Regions from separate parts of the Mus musculus genome. Here region 1 is linked to region 2. The links are chromatin contacts, found by POLR2A ChIA-PET in ENCODE. All regions are on one chromosome and are shown on one strand. Each heading gives the region's core, a stretch centred on a gene start or an enhancer-like site at or near the end of the contact. The rest is flanking DNA. Distances are from core to core; before and after follow the strand shown. Region 1 overlaps Nhlrc2 (NHL repeat containing 2). Region 2 holds the start of Nhlrc2 (NHL repeat containing 2).

The links. ChIA-PET counts read pairs that join two places held with the same protein, here RNA polymerase II (POLR2A).
Region 1: POLR2A ChIA-PET joins it to region 2 with 17 read pairs in Patski. The contact joins the enhancer-like site here to the promoter of Nhlrc2 in region 2. POLR2A ChIA-PET finds 5 or more read pairs at or near these places in 3 of 5 experiments (Patski and embryonic stem cell).

Annotation. Positions count from the first base shown.
Region 1 is chr19:56,584,233-56,591,342 of GRCm38, reverse strand. Nhlrc2 (NHL repeat containing 2) reads right to left here. Exons shown (of 11, transcript NM_025811.3): 6 at 3,074-3,173. Among named protein-coding and RNA genes, the nearest start is that of Nhlrc2, 40 kb to the right of the region's middle. Within about 2 kb of position 2,961, at least 1 of the 3 ENCODE cell types and tissues checked has a DNase peak (open chromatin) inside an H3K27ac peak, as active enhancers do.
Region 2 is chr19:56,545,442-56,552,639 of GRCm38, reverse strand. It overlaps Nhlrc2 (NHL repeat containing 2), which reads right to left and starts at 4,379. Exons shown (of 11, transcript NM_025811.3): 1 at 3,780-4,379; 2 at 729-881. The coding sequence starts at 3,957. It overlaps Dclre1a (DNA cross-link repair 1A), which reads left to right and starts at 4,518. Exons shown (of 10, transcript NM_001360437.1): 1 at 4,518-4,666; 2 at 4,937-6,003; 3 at 6,994-7,198. The coding sequence starts at 5,490.

The DNA.
Region 1 (7,110 bases), core at 1,712-4,211, 40 kb before region 2:
CCTGACGTTACTACAATAATGATCAGATTATGAGATAATAATGAGATGATTTTATTCTCATTTTAACTTCTTACTTTCATACAATATCAGGTTCTAGAAGAGAACTACTAATAAAGAGAATATCTAGTTTTGGTCGTTTAAAATGTCTATGTCTTCTATAAAGCAGTGAGCAGATTGAAGGAAGCCAGGTCTCTCAGTATGAACATTTTAAGGAAATGACGTAGTGACCGCATTAAATGAATAGTTATACAAGACCCATTTTTACATGCACCAGGAAACACCTCCCTGAAGTACTGCAGCACAGAGCGGCACACAACTGTAACAAGTTCTGGGCAGCTGCAACTGCAACTGCAGAGGGCTCTGTCTCAAGATGCTGAAAAGGACCCCTACTAATTTCTTTTGTAACACAGAGAAGTTGACACCTTGATTTTTAAATTTATGCCAAAATGATTATAAGGAAGACAAGGCGCCAAGAGAGAGGGAGAGGGCGAGGCCATGAGATCACCGCCTTGCACTGGCACACCACACAGAGGTCCAGTGCGAGTAGCACCCGCGACTGCTACGGGGCACAAAGGCGGGTAAGGGCGAGGACACAGGATGAGTAACACACTGCTGAAGCACGTGCAACACTTACTGCGAGGGAAGAGGTCTAAGCACGTCAGAGAAGAGTCCCGTGGGAAGGAGAGGTGCAACAGTGAGCTGACACTAAGCACTAGGGGCCAGCACTGCCTGCAAGTCTGTATTAGACACTATCTTTGTAGCAATGCACCCACAAAATTAAAATGCAGACTGATGTAACTTGAGCAATCATTTTCCTACTATAAATATCGACGAGCCTTCTGACAAGGAGACTTAGGCAGCCCTGCCAGGACATCCCAGCTGCTGTGACCTGTGGCTGCTGCTGTACTCACACCTCATGCACCACTGGTAACCCAACTGCTCACGTCACTACTGCCTCTTGCCTAGATGACAGCTAGAGTGTCCTGAATGGTCTTGCTCCACTCTAAGTGCTGGAAGGGTTCTTCCAAGAACACATCAAATCAGTTCACTCCTAGATTAAAACTTTCTATAACAACATTTGGAATGTCCAGATCTCTTAAAAGGACTCAAGGTGTGGCAAGACCTGATGTTACTGACACCAGCAGCATCAGCTCAGCTTGGAAGACCTCTCTACAGAAGTCCTCCATGACACTTCAAATCCCTTGGCTAAGGATCTCGGCATGAAGGAGCGCAGATGCTGCTGACACAAGCACTCTCTACTGTCACTGTTTGCCGATCTGATTCTTCTGAGGATGGGCATGTCTTCCTTTTACTTCTAACACAGAGGTCATCTAACTGCATCCCTAGTGTCCAACACAGTGCCTAGTGAAAGGAACCAACGAACATTTTATGTCAGTGGTCCTCAACCTCCCTAATGCTGCGACCCTTGAATACAGTTCTTCACGTTGTGGTGACTCCCAACCATATACTTATTTTTGTTGTTATTTTATAACTGTAATTATTACTAAGGTAAATCATAATGAAAATATCTGTGTTTTCTGATGGTCTTAGGTGACCCCTATGAAGGGTCATTCAGTCTCAAAGGGATCACAGCCCACAGATTGAGAACTGCTGTTTCAGATGCGTGACTGTCATAAACCACTACACAGCTGCGTTCCACACCTGTGCCTGGACACCGGAGGTCTTGAACTTGCTAGACAGCTGTCCCTTTCTACAAATAAAGATGAGTGTAGTGGGCTGGGCGGTGATGGTGCACACTTTTAATTTCAGCACTCAGGAGGTAGAGGCAGGTGGATCTGAGCTTGACGCTAGTCTAGAGTACAGAGTGAATTCTAGGATAGCCAGAGCTACACAGAGAAATACTGCATAAAAAGCTAAAAGCAACCAAAGATAATTGTGATAGCTTGTAAGCTTGTACCTACTTCCTATTACTACATAACAACTTTGTGGTCTGTGACTGTGTTCTGGTCAGCTTTTGGTCAACTTGACACAAACTGGAGTCGTCTGAGAAGAGGGAACGTCAACAGAGAATGTGTCCATCAGACTGACCTGTGGACAAACTTGTGGTCACTGATGATTGACATGAAAGGGCCCCGCCCACTTTGGGTGGTACCACCCTGAACAAGTGGTCCTAGGTTTGTGAGACCGCAAATGGGCAAGCCAGTGTGCAGCTCCAGTGGCCTGGCTCAGTGCCTTCCGCAGGCACAGGACAGACTTTCAGTCACTTACTTATTCTACATATAGGCTCTTACTGGGCTGTTATCTAACAGATACAGCACAGGGCCGAGTACACTGAGTAAATGGAACCAGGCTCATTTCTTTAAGAGGTAGTCTAGTAGGAAGAAACAGTTATAATCAGGCATGAGCCAAGAGACAGAGAAGAGAGGAGCAAAGGGGAGTGCAGCCAGCCCCGCCTGAGGCTGAGGGAGGAGGGGGAGTCAGGAGAAGTACTGCTCCCCACACTCACGTGCCCGCCTGGTGCCAATGCTATCCTAACTCTTCACACAGCAATCCCCTAGGTGACACAAACACATACAATGATGGAAAATGACAGAGGTAAAGGGGCTCACTCACTCTCCTGTGCTTCCACAGTAAGGAGAGCTAGGACTGCCATGCAGCACTCTGAAGCACCTGAAGGAGTGACTGCAGACACAGGAACTGTGTTTATGTTGTGAAGGATTAAAGCCCCACCTAACATTTCTGGTTCTCTCTCTAGGCACTCAGAAGAATGGCTCCTCCCAGGCTCTTAGAAATTAGATGCAGCCACAGGCTTAACTAAGGCTGATGAAATACAAGTGGAAGTGACGTTATGTCACCTCTGAGCAGCAGCTTTGAGAACCAGCTAGTGACTCACCACCTCCTCCTCTCTATCTCTGCCAGAAGGGCTGGCAGAGCTCCTGACAGCAGCTGCCTCCTCGGCCTGGGGAGCAGACCAATGCTCCCCAGTGAAGCCACTCGAGAGAGCAAGAAGCCTGTTGGGCCATGTGGCTGAGTGTGCGCACCCTGGCACGGTGACCTGGGCAGGGAAGCTGGGGACTAAGGAGGACGGCTGTCCCAGGACACAGCCACTTACCTTTTCTTTGGCAGTGTGCCAGAGTCTAGGAGGAGTGCCCATATCTGATGAGTCCCTGCCATGGCTATCCACAGGATGTCATTTCTTTGGACCTCTGAACCTTTATGAAAATAAGTAGCATGTATTATATACATATCTGGTTACTATGATACTTTTTAGGAATTGAAATCCATAGATGATACTAGTTTTTATAAATCAGCTGTTTCAGAACACGGTTCCTCAGGGAAGATGTGTTACTAGAAACCTTCCACCTCACCTGCAACAGTTTCATGAGAACCCAAAGCTGTCATATTTTTTTTAATTAAATGCAGTACAGGGTGATAATTCAATACATGTTTACAATGTGCAATGACAAAATTAAATCAATTAGCATTTCCATTTCCTTAAACCAAATCCACACATTCTTAATAGCAGTATGTCAATCTGCATCTCTGGAAACAATGTTTTTAAACACCGATTAAAACATTTTTTATGTGACACAAAAATGGGCTGATATTCTCTAAGAAAACTCTGGCAATTTCCACAAAAGAAGTGATGCTTTTAAGAGCAGTGTGGAAGCATACTCCTGTAGTCCCAGAGGCTAAGAGGCAGATTTCAGAGGAGTGTGGTGGCCCATTCCTGTACTGCAGAGGCAGAGGGGCAGAGGGGCAGAGGGGCAGAGGGGCAGAGGGGCAGAGAGGCAGAGAGAGGCAGAGAGAGGCAGAGAGGCAGAGGCAGAGGCAGGAGAAGCCCAAGTTGGAAGCCTGTTAGACTACATAGCAAGTTCCAGGCCAGCCTGGGTTACAAAGTAGAGACCCTGTGTTAAAACAAAATAACAATAAAAAGAAGCTAAAGGAATGTGTCTTTTTATTACCAAAGGCATGGGATTTGATATTCAGACACAAAGTAGATCAGTCATTTGCAAATGCACTATCTAGTAGCCTCTAATACTTACGGGGTTGTGTCTGTAGGAGTGTGCACATGTGTGTGTGGAGGCTGGAGGTCAATGTTGTGTCTCCTTCAGTCAGGCTCTGCTTTATGTACTTACTAGACAGGTTCTCTGTGTACCTAGAGTTCACTGATCTGGCTGGACTGGCTGGCTACTGGGAAAGTCCAAGGATCCTCCATCTCAGCCCCCAGGGCTCTGAGGCAGGCCGAGCTTTTTATGTGGGTGCTCAAGACTGAGTTCAGATCCTCATGCTGCACGGCAAGCCCTTCAGCAAATGAGCCACCTCTCGGGCCTGGTTTAAAATCCTTCAAGGAGTTTAGCAGACCAAGGGTACAGTATATTATAATATGCTGTTTACTACCATGAATTTTACCATCTTATTTTTGTCTAAATCTGAATGATGTCACACTTATTATAAGGGGAAAAGCTCTGCTCCTCAGATTTATTCTGTTAACATATTTAATTAGGAGGCACTCTGAAGTAACTGAGACGCTTTAACTAAAGTAGTCTGGTAAGACATTATCTTACAGAATTATTTTATTTGTAATTTTTTAAATTTCAAGTATTTTGTGATGAGAAGGGTATTCGTTCCTAATTAGTAATAAGTTTCAGATGTCTTTTAATTTAGTAACAACAGAAACAACGTACAATGATGACGGTTCTCAAGTTATCAAGGATACTATATCTCTGAGCGCTTTCCAAAACCCATTCCCGACTTTGGAAAGGCCCCTGAGATAGGTACTGTTAGCAAGTCCCACTCCAGATGAGTGCCCAAGCACAGGGAAGCTAGCATGCCAGGTCAACTAGCCAGCAAAGGAAGGAACTGAACTCTGGGCCCAAGCCAGGCTGAGAGCAACAACGCCTCAGTCATGGTGTGCTGATCCGCTCTCTGTTCTCAACTGCTCTGCAGCAGGAAGTACCTCAGTGTGCTTCCTTCACACAACCGTGCCTGCAGATGTAAGTGCTACCAACGGGGATTCTGCTGCCCATGTTCTGGGGACTCAGTCTCTGCTTTATCACTTTAAAAGGAGATCAAAAGGCCTGCACAATTAATTTTTAACACACATCACTTCATCAGTTATTCTAGGGCTACTCTCTGGGACTGCTAAAATGACTATGTCATCTAAGCTAATAAAATATTCCATTATTTCAGATATAATGACATTCAGATGAGAACTGCTTACAGGCAGCAGTACTCAAATGTCAGCCATGATCATTATTTCATGAATCTGGATCTTACCTTTAGAGCATGTTGCATTAGGCAAGCATAATAGATCTACAAACTCAACAGCCTGGAGCAGATGGCACTGAGGGTAAAGAGTAGGACACAATGTCTCCCTCACGTTTGTTAATTCGATAATAAGCACTGACTACTACTGTACTACAACACACAGTATCCACAATGCACAATGTTTACAACTGCTTACTTGTGTTAAAACCATCACAAATCGAAGATTATAAAGGTACTGTCTAGGACCCAGTACATGCCAGTTCAACAGAAACAACCTACGATGATCATATCAAACCATGGGAATGAGTTCAAGTTCCTGATTAGATAAAGGTATTATTAACCAAGGAAATGAACAACAGAGTAACAGAAAAGCTTCAGTAAGCGAAATAAACAAAGGCACGAATGGGTCGTACTTTTACAACGTCTGGAATGTTTCCCACTCACGATATTCCAAAGCCTATATTTATCCCATAACGTGTTTAGACTAATACACAGAGAACTGTAGACAATTACAGTTTGAAGCCCACTACTAGGCTCTCCTAATTTGCTCTCAATGGAATTAAATTAAGCACCTGGTGTGATGATGGCCTTTGACACAAGAGGACTCAAAGCATCCTTTCTATGATCGAGGAGCCAAATAGTTCAGGGTCTGAATCCTGGCTGCAGTTTCTTCACCTGCCAAGTGAGGCTGACTGTCCAGCCTTAAAGATAGCCAAGGGGATGAGTCCAGGCTTGGGAAGCTAAGCACCACACAGTACTGGTGAGTGCTGGGTCCTAGACAGTACCTGCAGGCTCTCAGTTCCTACACCAAGAATGCTCCCTCTCCCTTCTCCTAGGACTCGCACTGGCAGTCCCCAGCTTGTAGCTCTGTTCAGACTCTTGCTTCCCTACCCAGCATGGCAAACCTGTACCATTATCCTCCAAAATCACCACCGAGGGGAGCAAACCTCACCAAAATCAGCTCTGCTCGTGAGAGAGACAGTACCAAGGTCATCCCAGAACGAACCCTTATTTTATTACTAATTACTTCTATTTATTTTTCATATTTTAAAGATATCTAAGTGTAACTGGATTATATTTCTGTGGATTTTACTTTGATTTTTCAGATAATTTACAATGGGGTTGGGCTTGGAATCTAACAGGGCTGAGAATTCTCGAGTTACATATGAAAATGCAGCCTTTCAGGGCTTCTTAATGTTTCTAATCATAAAAACTGAGCAAACTAAGACCCACAGATAACCTATTTATGAATTTGATAAGGAACACTTTCAAGGTAATTGATAGCAACCATCATATTTAATGATGAAACAGTATAAACATAACATGCTCCTGCCAACAGAAATGAGATAAAAGACCTACCATTACCTCTATACAGCACCACATGAAGGTCCTACCTTGTGGAACAAAAGCAATACTCACACTCACACACACACACACACACACACACACACACACACACTCTGTCCTTCCTCTCCTACCTAAGACACCTTCTGATTGGTTCAGTAAAGAGTTGAACAGCCAATAGCTAAGTAGGAGAGGATGGGTAGGAGTTCTGGGCAGAGATAGGAACTCTGGGAAAGAATCCGCACAGGGGATTTGCCAGCCAGACATGGACAAAGGCAGAGGTGCTGAGACTGAAGGAGAGGTAACAGGCCACGTGACAGAATGCAGATTAATATAAGCAGGTTAATTTCAATTATACAAGCTAGCTGAGAGGTAGCCAGCTAAGGCCTAAAGCTTTCATGACTACTAAAGTCTCTGTGACATGACTTGAGATGCTCGGATGGAACTGCAGCTTCCTACTCCCAGGTGAGAAACTGGCTCACTCCCACTAATGTCTGAGAAGTTCTTCAAAGGTAAAGTATAATTACCAACAAA
Region 2 (7,198 bases), core at 3,130-5,629:
TAAATGAAACCATTTTATCAATTCATTTACTTTCCTGTTATTTTTAGAAAGAAATCAACAATAAATAAAAACCTGATTATTCTCCTACCTGGACAGCAAACACTAAGTATAATCTTCCCTACCTCCAGAGGCTCTAATGCTGTAAGAGGATTTCCTAGAGCGCTTTAGAAACATTAACTGTAATGAACCATCTTGCAATGATACAAGGTCAAAGGAAAAGTATGCGCTGTACTTTGCATTCCACTGTGGTTCACGTCAGAAGCCTAATGACATTTCCTGCTAAGAAACGTAAGCCTTTGCATCATCACACTGAGAAGAGCATAAAACCGTGGCCAGATGTTTCACTTTTACATAGAACAAATTTAGTTAAGCCTGGGATAGAAAAAGACTTTTCTAAACATCTCATCATGACAAAAGTAAATTAGGCTCTGACCCTCAGACAAAGCCTGAATCCTAAATTCTGGTTCTCAGGCAAACCATTATCACTAAGTTTAACCCCTCATGAAAAAGTATATGGAAATCAAGCATGGCAGGTTAGTGGCACCTGGGAGGCCAGGCAGGGAGGCCAAGCTGACTACCTGGTGGGACAGGAGTCAGTGCTCACTCACAGATCAGATCACACTTAGAAGCGCCAGTCTTGCCCAATGGTCACTCTCCTTTGAGTAAAGGAGCCAGATGCTCTTCCCGTGCTTATGTACAGGGTGAGAAACCAATCACCGAGCAGGTACCTTTATCAGAGAATCTGCGCTCCAGGGCGTGGAGATCAGGCAGCACATGAATGCAGTTTATGCAGCAGTAGGTGAAGAAATCAAGGACAACCACTTTTCCACACAGGTCCTTGTAAATGGACAGAGGCTCCTCCGTGTTCAGCCATTCTAAGCCTGGAATTTACAGAAAACAAATTAAAACAATTAAAGGAAACAACAAAGAAAAAGAGTGAATTAACTAAACTGTCCATTAAAATGTGATTCTGTGTTCCTAAGACCAGAATAAACAGTCAAACACTTTAAGAGATGATAGCACTGCTTAGACTGTAGCAGTTGAGTTTATTAGTCTACCCAAGTCTCTTTTCTATTAATAAATAAGAGAACATCTTCATGATTCTAACAACGTACGTGCGTATGTAGGATTTCATAAAAAGATCAACTAGGCAACTATGTGGAGAGTAAAAGCCTGGAGAGGGACGGACAGGAGGATGGAAGCAGCTGAGAATGGGCATCTGCTCTGGGGAGGCAACCTACAAATCTACCAAAACCAACAAATGCAGTACTAAATCCTTTCAGAAATGGTGAACAGTCTTGGGGAGGTGAATAAAATCAACACATTCAAGTAAAAACAAGAGGAAATAAGAATAATTTTTAAAAATCCAAGTGTACCCATAGTTGTCAGAAACACATATCAGATGTAGACTTCTGCATCTTTACATAATGCCCTCCTTAAGCCACTTGAAGTTCGAGGTGCAGGAGCAAAACTCTGCAGTCACCTGTTCCTTGTTTACAAATTTGAAGGGTTAAAATTCACTCTTACAATCGACCTTAGAACCACAGCACATGGTTGTTTTTTATACAGTCAAGAAATGTCACCTTTTCACTTAAAGGAGAAACTTTATGGTTTCTCCTCGGCATATCCAACAGACACATCATCACTCTTGAGTTCTGGAGCCATTTATTTATTAAGTGACTTAAGGGGCGTGGTTCCAGGATAACTACTGACTAGCGGCTGGCAGCACACACACCGCTGAGATATAGACAAGGGCTGACTGGTGTCATGAATAGAAGGAGGATGGACATCTTGGAGAGGACACAGGAGGAAGGCACAGGACTGCATCATGCTACTAGAACAATGTACGATTTAACGCCTATGAAGCTTATTTCTGGAACTTTCCATTTCATATTTTGAGAAGGTGATTAACTACAGGTCCCTGGAACCAGACATAAAGACTAACGTAGCAAGGATTGCCAACAACAAAAGCTATACTTATTCAATGATAACAACATTCTAGAAAAGATGATCTCAAACAAATACGCTAAAGGTTTTAGGGTTCAGTGAACACTTAATTATTCCTTTTGATTAAGTATTAGCTGCATATCTAATTGATGACACAGAGCTACTAATTAACCTACTAGATGACATGTATTTCACAACCCAGTTGCAAGATATTTAAGACTCTATCTCTATAAATTGTTATGGGTGACTTATTGAGGGCACAGAGACGGTTATTTAAGTTTTTTTGTTAAGTTATTTAAGTTACTGTCCCAGGTATTTACCAGATTTAATGACAATAATGTATTTTAAGCAGCAATAATTACAATGAATATAATACATGGCCAACACTTAATGAGTCTTCTTGTTTTCTAAGAATTTGCCTGAATTACCTCCATTTCCTTACCCTAAAAAAGTAAATATCGGTTCCACTTTCTTTACAAGTGGAAAAAGAAAATCAAGACCTGGAGAAATCAAGTAATGTGCTCACAATCAAAAAGCTGACAGAGGAAGGGACAGGGATTCAGTTTCAGGTCACCCTGGATTACCCATTAGACTGCAGGCGACCCCTCTAAAGAATGAGTATCTTCTAAGATCAGTAAACGACAATCAAGATTGAACAATCAAGTTTTATCTCAAAACCTGCTTTGTCTGTTTTTAACTTTCTGTTAATAACTGGCTGCGGCAGAACATCAGGCTATGTCAAAGACAAAGCCTGATTATTTTCTTATGAGTATGATTTCAGTCACAGTGGTCAAATATCATGGTAATATAGTAAACTTACTATAAATACAAATGAAACATTTCTCAAAATTCTAACTGATGGCCTACTGGCTTATAATAGTGTATTTACCACGTGCTTTATTACAAAGTTTTCAGAAGATATGTATACACTGCATATACGTGTTTGTCATTTTTAAGTTTCTCTGATGGGACCGACCTCCATGCAGCCAATTCTTTTGCAATTCCACGGTATTTCAAATCCAGTATAACGAGGGGAACGGTAAGCCCCTCTCAAGGCGAGTGCAAAAGGGTCCGAAATATCCAAGACTGTTGTGGGATGAAGGAGGAACAGATAGATCCTTCCGGAAGATACCTGAACCCTACCACAGGTAACAAATTAACTATGCATGTGGTTTCAGTGTCACACGCCAGGACACATGCCAACACGGCAGGCTAAACAATGACACTCCCAACCAAAGAAGGTAAGGGAGCGTTTTGTTTAAACTGTACTACCGGGAGTATCGTTTCCCTATGTCCCAACAGTTCCCACTACTAGGATTCAAACCTGAGTACTAAGCTAAAATTGATTCCAGATTTTAAAGATCAATAGGTTCACCACTTTGAACGTGGAAACGCGGTTGGACTAGAAAACCATCAGATGCTATGCCTGTAGAATGTAGTCCAACTCTAGTGGTTATTAGACGGGCAGGTTTCCTAGCCTTCCCTGTGCCTCAGTTTCCTTAACTGTAAAACAAGACTAGTAAGAGGGTCTCGGTGGGTTGTACCAGGTAAGTAGGAGCTCTCAAGTGCTTCAAACCGTCTGTGGCACATTAAAAAGTGATCAATATACACCCATGGAGCCTTGAGGCTACTGACGTCAGGTCACGCAGGATTCCAGACAGAGATGCAAACACTGGTCCCCGCCCAGCAGAACCCCCTCCGTGTGTCGCTGCTCCCCTGGAGCACCTCGGGGGCTGTGGGAGGACCGCAGGGCACCGATCTGCTGGCGGGAGGGAGCCACCGAGGAAGGGGAGGACCCGGGAGCGGCCCCCACCCCGACGCCAGCCCCTCACCTTCCGGAAACTCGGGCACCGCTAGGTCCTGCTCCCAGCCGTCCACCTTCTGCAGATACTGGTAGACCAACTCATCCTTCTCTTGCTGGGTGACGGCGTCCAGCAGGGCGTACTCGAGCGAGGTCTGCGCGGGCAGCAGGCCCGAGAGGCTCGCGCCGCGCGCTCCGGGAGCCGCCATGTTGCGCGAGCTCCCGAGGGCTCCGGGGCCGAGGGCGCGGGTCGGACCAGCGTGCGCCGCCCTCTTGACTCAGAGCGGGGCCTGGCCAGCCCGGCCCTGCGCCACACACGCTTCCGCCTCCAATAAGCCTTCCTCCGGACGCCAAAGTCCAAAGGGCCGTGCTTCCCTGGCGCGTAATTAAACTCCAGAGTTGCCCACCCCGCCCCTTCCAGGTTCCGGGCCGCCGCGAAGCCTGGACGTTCAGAGCGCCAGATTCGACACGGGGAAGGCTGCTAGGGTCGCGCTCCAGAGGAGCTGGGAACCCATTGCCTTTGAAGCCCGGCAGGGAATTCCAAGACAAATAAAATTCAAATAACCATGTACACGTTTAAAAGAGCCGACTTAAGAAAAGCCTGCCCATTTGTGTGTCCCACTCTTAAACTGAGATCAGCCGATTCGGCACGGCAGTGACAGTGGGACAGCGTTCCCGCCAAGAAAGACTCGAAAGGTAAAGAAGGTAAAGCAACCCTCGGAGGAGACTCTTTTTTTTTTTTTTTTTTTTTTTTTTTTTTTTTTTAATGTAGGCAGTGAGGCCGGTGGTTTTGTGTTGACAACAACAAAAGTGTCCTGTGACTCTGGGTGTGCTGAAAGTGCGGGCGCGAATGGAATGTCCCGCGAGCTGGCGCAGAGAGGAGGCAGCTGCAGCGGGGTCCCCCTGCTGCCAGGCCAGGTGTGCCCACGAGGGACTACCGGGAGGAACGGGGCGAGCTGCACAAGGGCTCATTGGGATGTTGGCATTATTTAACCTGGGAATAATGTAGGGCTCCTTCATTGATCTTCCCCCCACCCCAGATCCAAAGGCAAAGAGCGGGAGCCTGTAGGAATTTTCTGGTACCTGACCTCTCTGGAGGTCTGCAGAAGTGGCTGATTGATTTCAGGGCAGACAGCCCCTATGGTGTGGAGTACAGTCTCACATGTTTGAACTTTGTTCACTGTGCAGGGTTTGATCCTAGGATGGAGGAAGAAATGGACTGACCCAGGAAGCTGAAACTGGTTGGACCCATGAGTCACGAATAAGGGCAGCTGTCGGTTGTAACCAACACCTCTTTGATTATGGTCTAGTCTATGGACTAGTCTCACACTAAGTAGACTAGGGACTGTGACTGGACTTGTAAATGGACACTTGTCCACATGAACGAGAGCCAGAATAGCTTTCTAACCATTATATGGAGACTGTTTTCAGTTAAAGTCATTGAGCCTGGTACTTACCGTCAGTGCTTGACATTCAAGACATTCTTGATTCTTATTTTTATAAATCAAGTTCTGAGAAGTTAAAAAAAAACCTGAATGAAATAGTGTCACAATGTAAAGAAAACCGTATAGATGTTACCCTGTAGTGAGTTCTCTTAATTTTATTATGGTATAAAATGGAACAGCAGGTGTTCACAGGTACTAAGTGGGTTGTGTGCCAATATCACCAAAGCTTTCAGTTCCAACCAAGTTAGTTGGCTTTTGGCTACTTTTTTTTTCCTATTAAAAACTTGTTACAAGAAATGGACTCTGAATTCACCAAAGACTGGTGCTGTACTCACAAAAATCATTTGGCCATGTTAGAAGACACGTTTTGGGAAGAAGAAATCTGGGAATATAAATCTAAAAGAAAGCCCAAACCCGTACATCCAAATAATTGTTCTGAAAATATTTCAGAATCTGTTGAAAAATCAACAGATGGAAAACACCAGTCAAAAGGAAATGAAAAAAGGACTTCAGAAAATCCAGGCAAGACGAAGGACCACAAAGTGTGCCTTGCAGAAACAGACAGTCAGATTTCTGCAGGTTCCAGTCAGAGTTCGAGCTGTAGAGATGAGAGTCAGCAGTCTCAAAACAAAGAGACAACACCGAAAAAGCAACATAGAACTCGCAGAGGGAAGCAAGTGACCCCGAAGGTGCGCCCTGTTTATGATGGATACTGCCCAAGCTGCCAGATGCCCTTCTCCTCATTGCTGGGTCAGACGCCCCAGTGGCATGTGTTTGAGTGTTTGGATTCTCCACCTATCTCTGACACAGGTAAGGAAAGACCCATCAAGGCTCCTGCCAGTGTCCCCTCAGTCCCCCCAGGGACTATAGGCGCTTGCAACCATGACTGACTTGTTTACGTACAGGTTTGTAATAGGAACCCGGGTCCTTGTGGACACAGCAGGCACTTTGTCGACTGAGCCATCATCTCAACTTCTCAGTTTCCACAAATGTCGCTGAACCTTTCTTTCACTCTGCTTTCTCCTACTTAACTCTTATAAGGACTATATAAGTTAAGTGGTATTAACACTTTATAGATGAGTGTTCCTACAAGCTGAATAAACCAGGCCTATTTGTTATCCTACTTTAGAATTAGATAAAAAAAAATTATAAATACATTTGGTTTCTAAATATGGATATGTTGTATTCATCATGCATGTTAATATACCAGAAGAGGAACTAGAAGGTAGTCTGAGATGACTCAGCCTCACAGAAATGTGCCAGTAACAGAAGTGATGCCATGCTTTTATTATATTTTAAGATAAATGTCATGTTTAACACATAGAAAATTCCCCTTGGACTATGTGGGGAATGAGTTATGACTATTTGTTTTTAAGTTATCTCAAATTTCCCTGTAGAAAGAGGATCTGGAAAGCAATCTAGAAGTATTTGGTTTAAATGTAATAAATAGAACCTTGTAAAATTACGCTGGATTAATTTTTTGGTGTTTTAATGTTGATCTTGGAAACAGCTGTTAACGCAGCTAGCCGTAGATATTGCCATAGTTCTTAGAGGTAACCCACGGAGGGCTAGGCTTGGTGGGCCACATCTTTTATCCCAGCACTTGGGAGGTGTTCAAGGACAGCCTGGTTTACATAGAGAGTTCCAGGATAGCCAGGGCTATGTATAAAATTCCTGTCTCAAAACAACAACAACAAAATGGTGAGCCATGGTTTTGTCCTAGTGGTTACTTTATGGTGTTAGTTATGTCAAGGTTTATTGTATAAAGTGGTCATTTTTTTCCTTTTTAACTATTTTCAGAATGTCCCGAGGGTTTGCTATGTACTTCCACAATTCCTTCCCATTATAAGAAATACACTCACATCCTGCTCGCTCAAAGTCGAGATAGCAAGGAGCCTCTGGGCAGCCCCTCGGATGCATTGGCTGGGCTGTTTGCTGCAGCAGCGCCAGGTTCTCCTTGTAACCTTGAGGAAAGACGCTCTATGACTCTGAAAACTGAGAACTT